Regions from separate parts of the Mus musculus genome. Here region 2 is linked to region 1. A link is a loop called in an ENCODE intact Hi-C map of the cell type or tissue named here. Cell type or tissue: gastrocnemius. All regions are shown on one strand. Links, peaks and the distances in the headings refer to the core of each region. The heading gives the core; the rest is flanking DNA.

What was found. Peaks named below come from ENCODE experiments on the same cell type or tissue, not always from the same donor. Only the 100,000 strongest peaks of a DNase experiment are listed, where the experiment ranks them.
Region 2: it touches region 1 in a loop (1.9-fold over the local background); 10 of 42 quality-filtered maps call a loop at or near these places.

Annotation. Positions count from the first base shown.
Region 1 is chr9:86,743,435-86,749,128 of GRCm38, reverse strand. It overlaps Prss35 (protease, serine 35), which reads right to left and starts at 5,496. Exons shown (of 2, transcript NM_178738.3): 1 at 5,323-5,496. In gastrocnemius, for the core only: a CTCF peak has its summit at 2,682 (motif pointing right); DNase peaks (open chromatin) are centred at 2,729 and 2,940; H3K4me3 peaks cover 310 bases.
Region 2 is chr9:86,692,787-86,698,480 of GRCm38, reverse strand. Me1 (malic enzyme 1, NADP(+)-dependent, cytosolic) reads left to right here and starts at 2,567. Exons shown (of 14, transcript NM_008615.2): 1 at 2,567-2,808. The coding sequence starts at 2,731. A330041J22Rik (RIKEN cDNA A330041J22 gene) reads right to left here and starts at 3,039. Exons shown (of 3, transcript NR_045835.1): 1 at 2,779-3,039. In gastrocnemius, for the core only: no CTCF peak of the experiment used is centred there; DNase peaks (open chromatin) are centred at 2,578 and 3,049; H3K4me3 peaks cover 1,889 bases; H3K27ac peaks cover 2,499 bases.

The sequences.
Region 1 (5,694 bases), core at 371-5,370:
AACCACTGAGGCCTGGCCTGGGAACTCTGAATAACGACAGACAGGAGAGATGCCTGGGCCAAGGGTCGCAGGGGAAGCACAAGAGCATCACTGGTAGTAATGAGCTATAAAGATGATTCAGGAAAGTGGGACGCAGTCTGCACAATACCTCTACAAACGTGCATGGTCATCTTGAGTTTGGCAAGATGCAGAGCAGACTCATGGCTGCTGTAATGGAGTTTTATTCTAGGCCACTACAAGTCACTTGCAGGTGTCACTGACTGGCTAGAGCACCAAGTGATGCAACATTTACAAGAAGAACATAATGTCACGGCAGTGGGAAAATGACAGTGTCAGTGGTATAACAAAGATGGACGATAGAGACCATCTTTCAGTTCAGTGGCCATAGGGACAGTGGACTTTAAAACCATATCAACTTATGCTCGCCATTTACTAGCAAGGTGATTCTCTTAAGGGTCCCTCATCTTTGCACTTTCCACATCTGTCACAGATGGAGAATGGCATACATGATTTTTGAAGGAATAATACGTGTGTATGTATGTGCACATGTGCACCCATGGGAGCATTCAGCAAATGGCAGCAATTATCATTATTGCCCAATGCCTGAAGTCAAAAAGTGAATGAGCTCTCCCTGAGAGGCAGAAGCAAGAGGCTCACCAGTTCTAGGTTAGCTTGGACTGCATAGTGAGACTGTCTCAGCACAGTATGTACTGGGGGCAAAAGAAAGCTGAGGCAGTGCATGCAGGTAGTCTCAGCTACTAGGGAGGCTAAAGCAGGAGATTCACTGAAGCTCAGAAGCTCCAGGCCAGCCTTGCCAACAGAGACACCATCTCTTCTATGAAAGCAAGAGGAAAACTTTGGTAGGTATTTATAAGGTATAGCCCAAACCTTTTACCAAGTACATTCCCTATGGCACATAGGCACTGGTCTCTGGACGGACCCACATCCTCATCATGAGGACCTGTGTCTATGTCCCTCACATGGTAAGGGAGATGGTGAGAGTGTGACTAAGCTAAAGGTTTTCAGATGAGAAAATTAGCCAAGCTATCAGGTGAATCAACTGCGACCATGGACCTTGTAAAGAGAAGGCAGGATAGAGTTGTGGAGATGGAAGTGGAGACTGAAGTGGGGTGGCTCAGGAGGTAGGTGGTCTACAAAAGATGCCAAGGGTTAGCAAGCAGAAGAACTTAACAGGGACATTTTCCTGCTGATCTTCAGACTTCTAAGCTCCACGCATGTAAGATTAATAATTTTTTGTGAATTTACCTCTGTAAGGTTTGGCTAATTTACTGGAACAGAAATGGGAAGTCAGGAGGTTTGGAAGAAAAGCTCTCATTAAAGTGTTTGCCATGCAAGCACCAGGATCCCAGCGTGGTCCCTAGAACCCACTACAAAAAGCTGAGGATGGGTGCCTGCATATGTGCTCTGCATGCTGGGTAGGTGGAGACCAATCTTGGCCTGATTCTAGAGAGAGATCCTAATTAAAAAATGAGGTGCTCAGCTTCTGGGCTGGCCATGGTGGCACTCACTTTAACCTTAGCACTCAAGAGGTAGGGGCAGATGGGTCTCTGAGAGTTCTGGCAGAGCCGGAGTTACTGAGTGAGACCCCATCTCAGGAGAAAGGAGGAAAGAAAGGAGAGAGAGAGAGAGAGAGGGAGAGGGAGAGGGAGAGGGAGAGGGAGAGGGAGAGGGAGAGGGAGAGGGAGAGGGAGAGGGAGAGGGAGAGGGAGAGGGAGAGGGAGAGGGAGAGGGAGAGGGAGAGGGAGAGGGAGAGAATATCAGAGAAATAAAAAACCAATCACTTGGTGCTTCAGTGATGGCTCAGTGGTTAACAGTGCTTGTTGCTCTTGCAAAAGACCTGGGTTCAGTCTCAGCATCCACATCTGGCAGTTCACAGCTGCCTCTAACTCCAGCTCCAACGAATCTGACTTCCTTTGATGGTCTCTGTAGGCACTTGAACATGTCATAAGTCTCTCTCTCTCTCTCTCTCTCACACACACACACACACACACACACACACACACACACACACAAGTTAGACATACATTTGATAGTTTCTGAGGAACAGCATCCAAGTCTGACCTCTGACCTCTGGTCTACACACACACATGAGCACGCACCAGCAGACACATACATAACCAGCACACACAAACATACTCCCACCACACTAAAAAAGAAATAAGAACTTAATACGTAGATGAAGATGAGAATATAGTTTCTAAAACTGCCTTCCCTGGATGTTTTGAAAGTAGTTGGGAGTATGAAGTTGGGGGGGGTTCATTTCCTAGGTGCTAAACATCAATTATAAAATTTATAAAGATAATAGAATGTTCAATTTTAGATATATAAAACAGAATCTCAGGAAATTTTATGATAGTATTGATTAGTGCCGCTAAAATCAGGAAGCTGAACAGTATAGATGATAATCATTTCTCAGCAAATGAAGTGTTAACTATGCTGAGTACCATCTTAAAGGCCTTTCTTTAAAAAAACAAAAACAAAAACAAACCATAACCTCTGACAGTTCTTCTCAGCTACCGAGTGGTCTCATAAGACCTAAGCTTGCTCTCCAGTTAATCGTGATCAACAAAGAGCACACAAGTGACAAGTGACATCAGTCAGTGAGCTTCAGAAGGCTTCATCTCCAGTCCTGGGAGCAGGTCCTTGCTGGCTATCTATGCCACCACTAGATGGCAAAGCAAGCCTGCCAAGAGCAAGTCTGGGGCTGCATTTCCTCTTACATCATTCGGCTGTGAATCAGAATTGTCCTCGAAGCATGGGAGATGAGGAAAGTGTAACTGGTTCACAATACACTAAAGAGTTGTCGCATATGGAACTTATCACACGTTCAAAACCCACCTCCAGGTCCCATCGCCCATCCTGATGAGCTGAGGACTGATGACGATGTCCACAGCCAGACAAATTTCTGGCAGGTGTTTTTCCCAAAACAGCTCCAGTGCCAGGACCCTCCCACCATGGCCTACAGCACGGCTGAGCCATCCACCCCATGGGCTGTGATTCATTTCAACGCAGAGGAAAGTCGCGAGCCTGCCAAATATTTCCATATGTTTATCAAATACTTTATAATCCATTACTAGGGGTAAGCTCTCCACCAGTTCTACGCTGAGAATCAACAGTTAGAGGGTTCACTGACAATGTGCCAATGGCTATTCAAAATACCGCATACCATAGCACTATTTTCAAATTCAGCTTCAGGACTGGAGACAGAGCAATGTCTGCTTTAAAAGTTTGGCAGTCCTTGAGGGAAAGGAAGATGGTAAAGTTACTCAGATGATTATTTTACAGTAACCCACAACTTCTGTTTCTCATCACAATAAAAACTAAAGCCTCCCTTTCTTTTCTTTTTTTTCCTGCTATTTCTGCAGGATACGTACATCTCAATTTATAAAATGTTTCGCTGTGTGTAAATCAAATTGAGGTGAATGGAACTAAGGTAACCCCAAGGGTGATCCTTCATTTGCTGGCATATGAGGTGCACCGTACATGACTCTTGACTACGCTTTATTTTTTTTTTAAGTTGGATCTTCAGCAAAGAATAGTTAATAAATGCATTATCTTTGGTAGTCACAGTGTATTTCGCTAATCACATATCAGTTTACCTGTAGGGAAATGTAAAATTATAAAATAATGATTTGTAAACTAAGTTGATGTTGGTCTTTCCTAATGTTCCCAATTCAGATTTCCCATCTGTCGTGTCTAAGGTGAAGGAGCTCCAGCATTCCAGAATTCCTGAGTCCGGTGCTTCTATTTAAAATGGATTTGTTGGATATTTGAGAATTGGGCACAGAAAGAAAGGCAGTCTATTCAGTAGAGAAAGTTGACCCACAGTAGCAGCTTCACGTGTGATGAGCCAAGCACATACTGAGGGCTCTCATATTTTAAAATATCTGCAAAAAAAGTGGAAAAGAAATGTACATAGAACTGTCTCACATGAGAGTCTTCTCTAAAATGAAATCCCATGCACCGTTTGATTGGCACTTTCTAGCCTGGCTCTTATTTGGCTAGGATTTTAACATTTTCTCTGCTAAATCATAAACCAGATCTTAAACACAATTCTCCAGTCAGCAAGTTATGACTTTTATAATTCTCTGTACAAATGAACTTGGCGGCGGGGAGGGGGGGATGTCAGAAGCCAGAAAAATTAATAAAGACAGGGAAGAAGAGACTTGATATACCAGACAACATCTTTCTGCATGTGTGTGCACGCCTTGGTTCTTGTGAGTAAATGGAACCCCATGGAAGTCAGAAGACAACCTTGAGTGTGGTCATATGCCAGGCTAACCCCCTAGAAGCTTTCACAGAGTCTCCTATGTTCTCTCCCCATCTGCTATAGGGCACTGGGATTTCAGATGTATTCTATCTCCTCTGGTTTTCTGTGGGTTCTGGGGATCCAAACTCAGGTCTTCATGTGTGTGAGGAAAGCCTTCTATTTGCTGAACCATCTCCTCAGCCCTGAAGAGCGACTTTCCAAATTGAAGATGGTATGGAAGTCAGATCAATCAGGCTTGGGAGTTGCTGCAACTTTCCAAAAATTCTTATTATTATAAAAGGTCTCAAGATCTCACACACCCATACACAGACACAGACACACACACACACAGAAAGACACAGACATATATACACACACGTACACACACATGCATATTTACACATATACTAACACACACTTACATACAGTCAGACACACATACACACACACCAACACACAGATGAGGCAAGAGAAATATTTAATCTCCATGTGCCCTTCACTCAGCTTTGGTAATTCTCAATACTTGGTTATTTTTTCAATCCACTCACCCCTGGCTGGTCCTTTAAAGCAAGCCCAAGATCTCCACTTCATCTCACCTCCTCGTCCCACGGGTCTTCCACTGTTCATTTCGCTACCCAGGCAGAAGGGAGAGGAGAGAGGGCAGGGCGACAGAGAGAGAATGAGGCAGACAGAGGCAGAAAGTACTTCGGCAGCAACTTAGGGAAGAGACAAACCTCTTTCCAGGAAAAGTTTTTACACCTTTTCCAGTGACATCTGTTAATAATCACAAAAATAAAGAGGGTCCCCTCTGGTACTGTTTAAGCAGAAAGCATTCCATTTGTATTCCAATGCAAACATCACTCACTCCTCGGATGTTAACCTTGCAGTGGCCGTTACTCATTCAGAATGGAAGAAGGGTGGTTGATCTCTAAAAAACAGCCAGCCTGTGATCCCTTCTTTAGTGCTTTTCTGTGTTCCTCCTGTGGGTCCTGCCTTGTTCAGGAGTGGTCCAGCCTCTAGGGTGCCCTCCTGTGCAGTGAGTTCATCCTTACCTGAGATGCTTACTGTATCCTCCCGTCCCAGGGGCGCTGCCCAGCAAGGATCCGGGTGGATGCAGACACTGGCTACGGAAGGTGCCAGGAGCCTAGTGGGCAGCAGAGTGCAGGGTCCTCTCAGCGGAGCTTCCCCGAGTCCGGGACCAGGCGAGAGTGGGGCTGCTGCACTGAGTGGCTGGAGATGGGAGGGGAAGGGGCGATGACGCTGACTTAGAGGGGAGGGGTGGGCGGATCCTGCTTACACACCACTGCATCCCTGCTGCACACCGATGGTTAAGAGCTAGAAAAAAACTCTAAATGGGTTCGCAAGAATGTAGGCACCCAGGGCGTGTTTTAACCAATGTTTTAAAAACAAAGCAGCAAAAACAA
Region 2 (5,694 bases), core at 262-5,261, 51 kb after region 1:
TTTTAAGTACTTAGACAGAAAATATTGTGTTAAAAATTATTAAAAGCATATTTAATAATTAAATAGCTGGCCAGTGGTATGTGTCTTTAATCCTAGCACTTGGGGGGCAGAGGCAGGCAGATCTCTGAGTTTGAGGCTAGCCTGGTTTTCAGAGAGTTCTAGTACAGCCAGGGCTACATAGAGGAAACCCTATGTTGGAAAAACAAAAACTAAACCTACCAACCAATCAACCAAACAACCAAACAAAAACCACAAAACAAACAAACAGACTATTGCTAATTGCTGCCACAAACAAGCTATTGCTAATTGCTGCCACCAAACAAACAAACAAAAGAAAGAGACTTGCTAATTGCTGAAATACACTCTATTCTTTTCCACAGTTTAGATGATGTGATTATCTATATCTTTTCTTGCATATTGACTACCCTTTCAAGCTAATGTTCATGTGCTGGTAACCCTATCTGAAGGTTAGTATATGGTCTGTATATTCAGTACACGAGGTCAAACCAAGAAGCTCACTCATGTTTAAAACAAGTGCTTTCCCAAGGAGCCACATCTCTAGCCTCTATTTCAACATGCCTTTTGTTTTTCAAGATTTATTTTCTGCATATAAGTGTTTATCTGTGTGTGTGTGTGTGTGTGTGTGTGTGTGTGTGTGTGTGTGTGTGTGCACTCCAGTGTCTGAGGAAGCCAAAAGAGGGCGTCAGATCCCCTGGAGCTAGATGTACAGGTAGTTGTAAGCCATACCGCTTGGGCCTTGGGACCTGGACTTGGGTCCTCTGCAGCAGAGCATCAAGTGTTTTTAACTGCTGAACTCTTTAGCACCTCCCCCCCCCCTTTTTTTTGTTTTGTTTTGTTTTGTTTTTTTTTTGTTTTTCGAGACAGGATTTCTCTGTGTAGCCCTGGTTGTCCTGGAACTCACTTTGTAGACCAGGCTGGCCTTGAACTCAGAGAACTCAGAAATCTGACTGCCTCTGCCTCCCGACTGCTGGGATTTAAGGCGTGCTCCACCACTGCCCCCTTTTAACATTCTTTACATTATCAATCATTTACAGGGTGGCATTGAAACCCCAGTTTCTTACAAGGTAATGAAAGCAAAGGAGGTTGATTGTTTTTAATCTATATACTTGTTTTTCTGTGTTCTTGGCAATAAAATCTAATTCTACAAATGATTAAAAAGACTGAAAAGTTTGTGCTCTAGTCAATATTTGGGAAATAGGTTCTTTTTAGACTTTTTTTTGGAAGTGTGTATGACTATACAAAATAGCTCCTTGGGCTGCTCACCATCCAAGATGACTGGCGCTGTCAGAGAACAAGTAAACAGACAAGGAAAAGGAAGCAGCTTTACAGGTCCTGGAGTTCCTGAAATGTTGGCTTGGAGGGAGAGGTCACATGCTCCTTGGGCTTGTTCTATATTGGCGATCCTTGCTATAGACCTTAAGTCCCACAGCAATGGACAAGCAACATCTCTAAATTTAAGTCATAAAAGCTTCATTCTACTAAAACTGTTGGAATTGGTTTCTCCTGGAAATTTGTATCTTCCAGGTCTGCTGTTAAACTGTTTTTGACTCACACAAAGCATTATAATTGCAATGCGCCTCATCTAATTTAGGAGAGGGAGTTTTGTAAAGTATACCCCTTTCTCAGATGTTATGAGGTAAATTATTTATGGGTTGTAAAACTCACAATGAAAGGTGTCATGTTAAGTACAAGAAATGTTTTTGAAGAACTGTGCAATGCTAATATAATGCTTTCTATAAAATAACTGAGTCTAGATAATTTAAAAGCCAGGCCAAAGAAACTTCTGAATTCAAGCATAGCCTAAAAGCTATCGTTGTACTGGTAGAGTAAAGTAAAATAATTAGAAAACATTTCACAGGTATCTAGGCAATATATAACCCCATAACCATTCCTCAGTGTTTAGGCGAATACCATAGAATCTGGCCATGCGATTACACTAAAAAGAAAAGGCTTTGGTGTCTGAAGGCTGCTTGATTGTTCTGTTCTGTTTTAATCAGACATCCCTGAGTGGCATGGGACTTACTTCTCCAGTCCTTTAATCTTTAAGTAGAAATATCAATAATGCAACCACAGGGTTTGAATACTGGAAGACCTTTTATTCTCACCCTCTTTCCTCAAAGAAGAAACCATATAGTCTTGCAAAAATGAACATCTTGGTTTCCAGAACGCTCAGGGGAGTCCTTCTTAAGCTCAATAGGTCTGATCACTGGACCCGTGTACTCTTAACACCTCTTCTCTTATCGCGTTCAAAAGAAATTCCCCTCCTATGCTATTCAGATACAGGCGGGGAGTCGCCCTCTCGCCCAGTGCCATCGAGGCCTGGACTTTCTGGGTCAAAGTTGATCCCCCTCCTGCATCAGGCCCCGGGGGCATGGCTGGCACCCAGGACGTTGGGGTTAGGGGAGGACAGTGGACGAGCCGAGGAAGCGAGGCGGCCCGCCCCTCACCCGTCGGGGCCCAGGTCTCTCGCTTGGCGTTCACCAGCCTGGCCGGAGCCCCGCCCCCGCCCCCTCGCACGGCGGCTCGGCCGATGCCGCCGTGACTCAGCGCTTCTCGCGGGCCGCCCGGCCGCGGCGGCGGCGGCTAGGCGCGGGCTCCTCCCGCCTCGCCACCCCCTCTCGCCACCCACGCCCGCCCCCGGCCGCGGGGCCTTCCGTCGCACGGCCGCCGCCCGCCGCACTCCGCGTCCGCCCCGCCACCGTGCCAGCCATGGAGCCCCGAGCCCCCCGCCGCCGACACACCCACCAGCGCGGCTACCTGCTGACGCGGGACCCGCATCTCAACAAGGTGAGCCCCGCGGCCCCGAGAGCCGCCCTGTGCCCGCAGCCGGCCGCTGGGCCGCGGGGACCTGCGTGCCACCGAGGGGACCGTCCCACCCGGGAGGCCACTGCGGAGCCGGCGCCCTCGCCTCTCAGCATCCCGATGCTGGACCCCGGGGAGCGATGTAACTTGTGGTCCGCTCTTCTTTGTCTGCCCCTTTCCCATCCCGGGAAGGGCAGTGTGGACCAGTGTGGGAATCGAGCGTTTTCCGTGAGGGTGGCAGGCGGGCGGCCAGCTCAGCCGCGACGTGCCTTCCCGGTCCAGGTGACTGGACTGGCAATGACCGGAGGCTGCTGTGGAGACAAGTGGTCCTACCGGTCCTGCCTTGAACAGAGATGGCCTCTGAGTGCCTGGGATCCCATCCACAAGATGTGGGGGCTCCAGGGCCTCTTGGCTTCTGGGATGACATTGGTTGTATGGTGTGGGTGGTTTCTTGTTGAACCCTACGTGCATGCCTAGGTGGGAAAACTTACATGATACGGCGGTACAGTCATTTATTTTATTTATTCATTTATTTTCCTTTCTAAATTCTGACTTTTGGAAAGTTATTATTTTTTTTTAAACCAGTCCTCTTTTTTTCTTTTCTTATTACAAGGAAATTCAATGTATGCCCCAGATCAGAGTTCCCTTTTCTCATGCTGTGATATCTCTCCTCCCACCCTATACCCAAGATCTCCCCTAAATGAGAACATTTTAGAAATGATCAGTTTGCTTTTGTAAGTAACTAGGTCTTATTTTATAGTGTGGGTGGTTGTTAGAATGGTGTGTGTGTGTGTGTGTGTGTGTGTGTGTGCGTGCGTGCACGCACGTACGCACATATGTGCATGCACGTGTGTGCATATCTGATTTCCTATTTCTTCAGTATGTGGAGAGTGACATGAGTGTCAGCATGGAGGCCTGTTAAGTCTTTTAGGGTATCACTTTAGTGAACCTCCTTTTTCGTTAAGAAGTGTACCTCAGCATTTCTCTCTAGTCATGTTATGGGTGACTTGTGCTCATTATTAATAACTTAAACACGTGTGATTATTTTGCGCATTATAGCTAGTTTGAGTTTGTAATTTTTTTATGACTCTTTTTTTTTTTTTTTTTTTTTTGGTTTTTCGAGACAGGGTTTCTCTGTGTAGCCCTGGCTGTCCTGGAACTCACTCTGTAGACCAAGCTGGCCTCGAACTCAGAAATCCGCCTGCCTCTGCCTCCCGAGTGCTGGGATTAAAGGCGTGCGCCACCACGCCCGGCGAGTTTGTAATTTTTTTGTAGTGACTTCTACAAATCTTTATTTGATTATTTATAGCTATGTAGTGTAAACATTTTAAGTTTCCTACTTATTTTTCCTTCAAAATCAATGTAATTGCTAGTTTGAATTTTTTTTCTTCCTATTTTATTATCCTGTAGGTCGAGGACTATTTTCACTAGAACAAAGGTAAACTTTGGTGTGACAAAGCCACTTGTGGCTCTCACGTGTTACCTGCCTGTCCTGACTTATGACGAAATCATGGGTCGCCTTGACAAGATCACACGAGTAGCAGAACCTGTTTGATTTTCTTAAGTCAAGGTTGAAATGTTTGTTAAGAGTGGGTAGACAGGCCAGCCCATCCCATCCCATAGCAAAGGCATACTTTACTGGGTTTGGAGTCTCCTGCTAACCTGTAACAGTTGATACCCACTGTAGAAACGATACTGTCACAAAGATCTTACACCAAAGGTAGAAAAGTACAGTCTTAATGTGTGCACACATTTTACCTGCAGTGTATCAAGTTGGATTACAAATCTGGGTCATCTTGGGACAATCAATAGAAGGAACTTTACTTACTCAGCCCTGGGGTCAGCGTGATGCCTGTGGCATTAACATCATCTGCTATATACTCAAAAGTCCCCTGTCTTTGTTATTAGGACAGAATTCTTAATTTAATTTAATTTTTTAATGTTGAGATGACCTGACTCCAAGGGGATGCTAAAGTCAACAGTGCTTTCTAAATTTCTCCTAGCAGACGAGCCTAGCCTGTCACCCGCTATAGGAATACTCGTTTAGCCACACTAAGGAAGAGTTTGACGATCCTACCTTTGGGTGACCGAGACATGCTTAGTTAGTATTATGTCCGTACATTTAGGTATGGATGAAAACATCTTTTGTTGCTGAGGAAAGTGGCTCGGTGGTTAAGAGTGCTTGCTGCTCTTGCAGAGGACACGGGTTCAGTTCTCAGCACCTATCTCAGGCAGCTCACAGCTAGAGGCACCCACAAACAACTTGTATATGTACACAAGAGAGTGCGTGTCCCCCACACCACAGAGAGAGAGAGAGAGAGAGAGATCTACCAGTTAGCATTTTATTCACATTCTCCTGTTATTCAAATCCTTATAGTGCTATTTCCTGTTATGTTGAATGTAAATTAATGTTTTACTATCTATCCTAGATGTGTCTAACTCCCAAACTTAGCCTTTAGCTTAAAATATATTGAAGATTTTCTTCTTTTCATTTTTGTTGTGACTCCTAAAATTAAAATGATATTAATTGATTTAGTAATCATTTCCCTAGGGAAGCCTTTCCTAATTATCTTATTCTCACTATGATTTAATGCTTACACTTATACACTAAGGTGCTCCATATTATTTTGTACTTACTACTTCGTCAGTTATTTGTTTATTTATTTAGTGCAGTTCTGATTGTGTAGCTTTGTCTAGCCTGGAGGGAATTGACTATCTAGACCAGGTTGACCTTGCACTCATAGAGAGGTCTGCCTGCCTGCCTCTGCCTCCTAGTGCTCAGATTAAAGGCATGCATCACCCCAGCAACTGCAGGGAGCTTTCACAGTGTTGGTTCTGGCAATATCCTAAGACAGTAGACCCATTAATTTA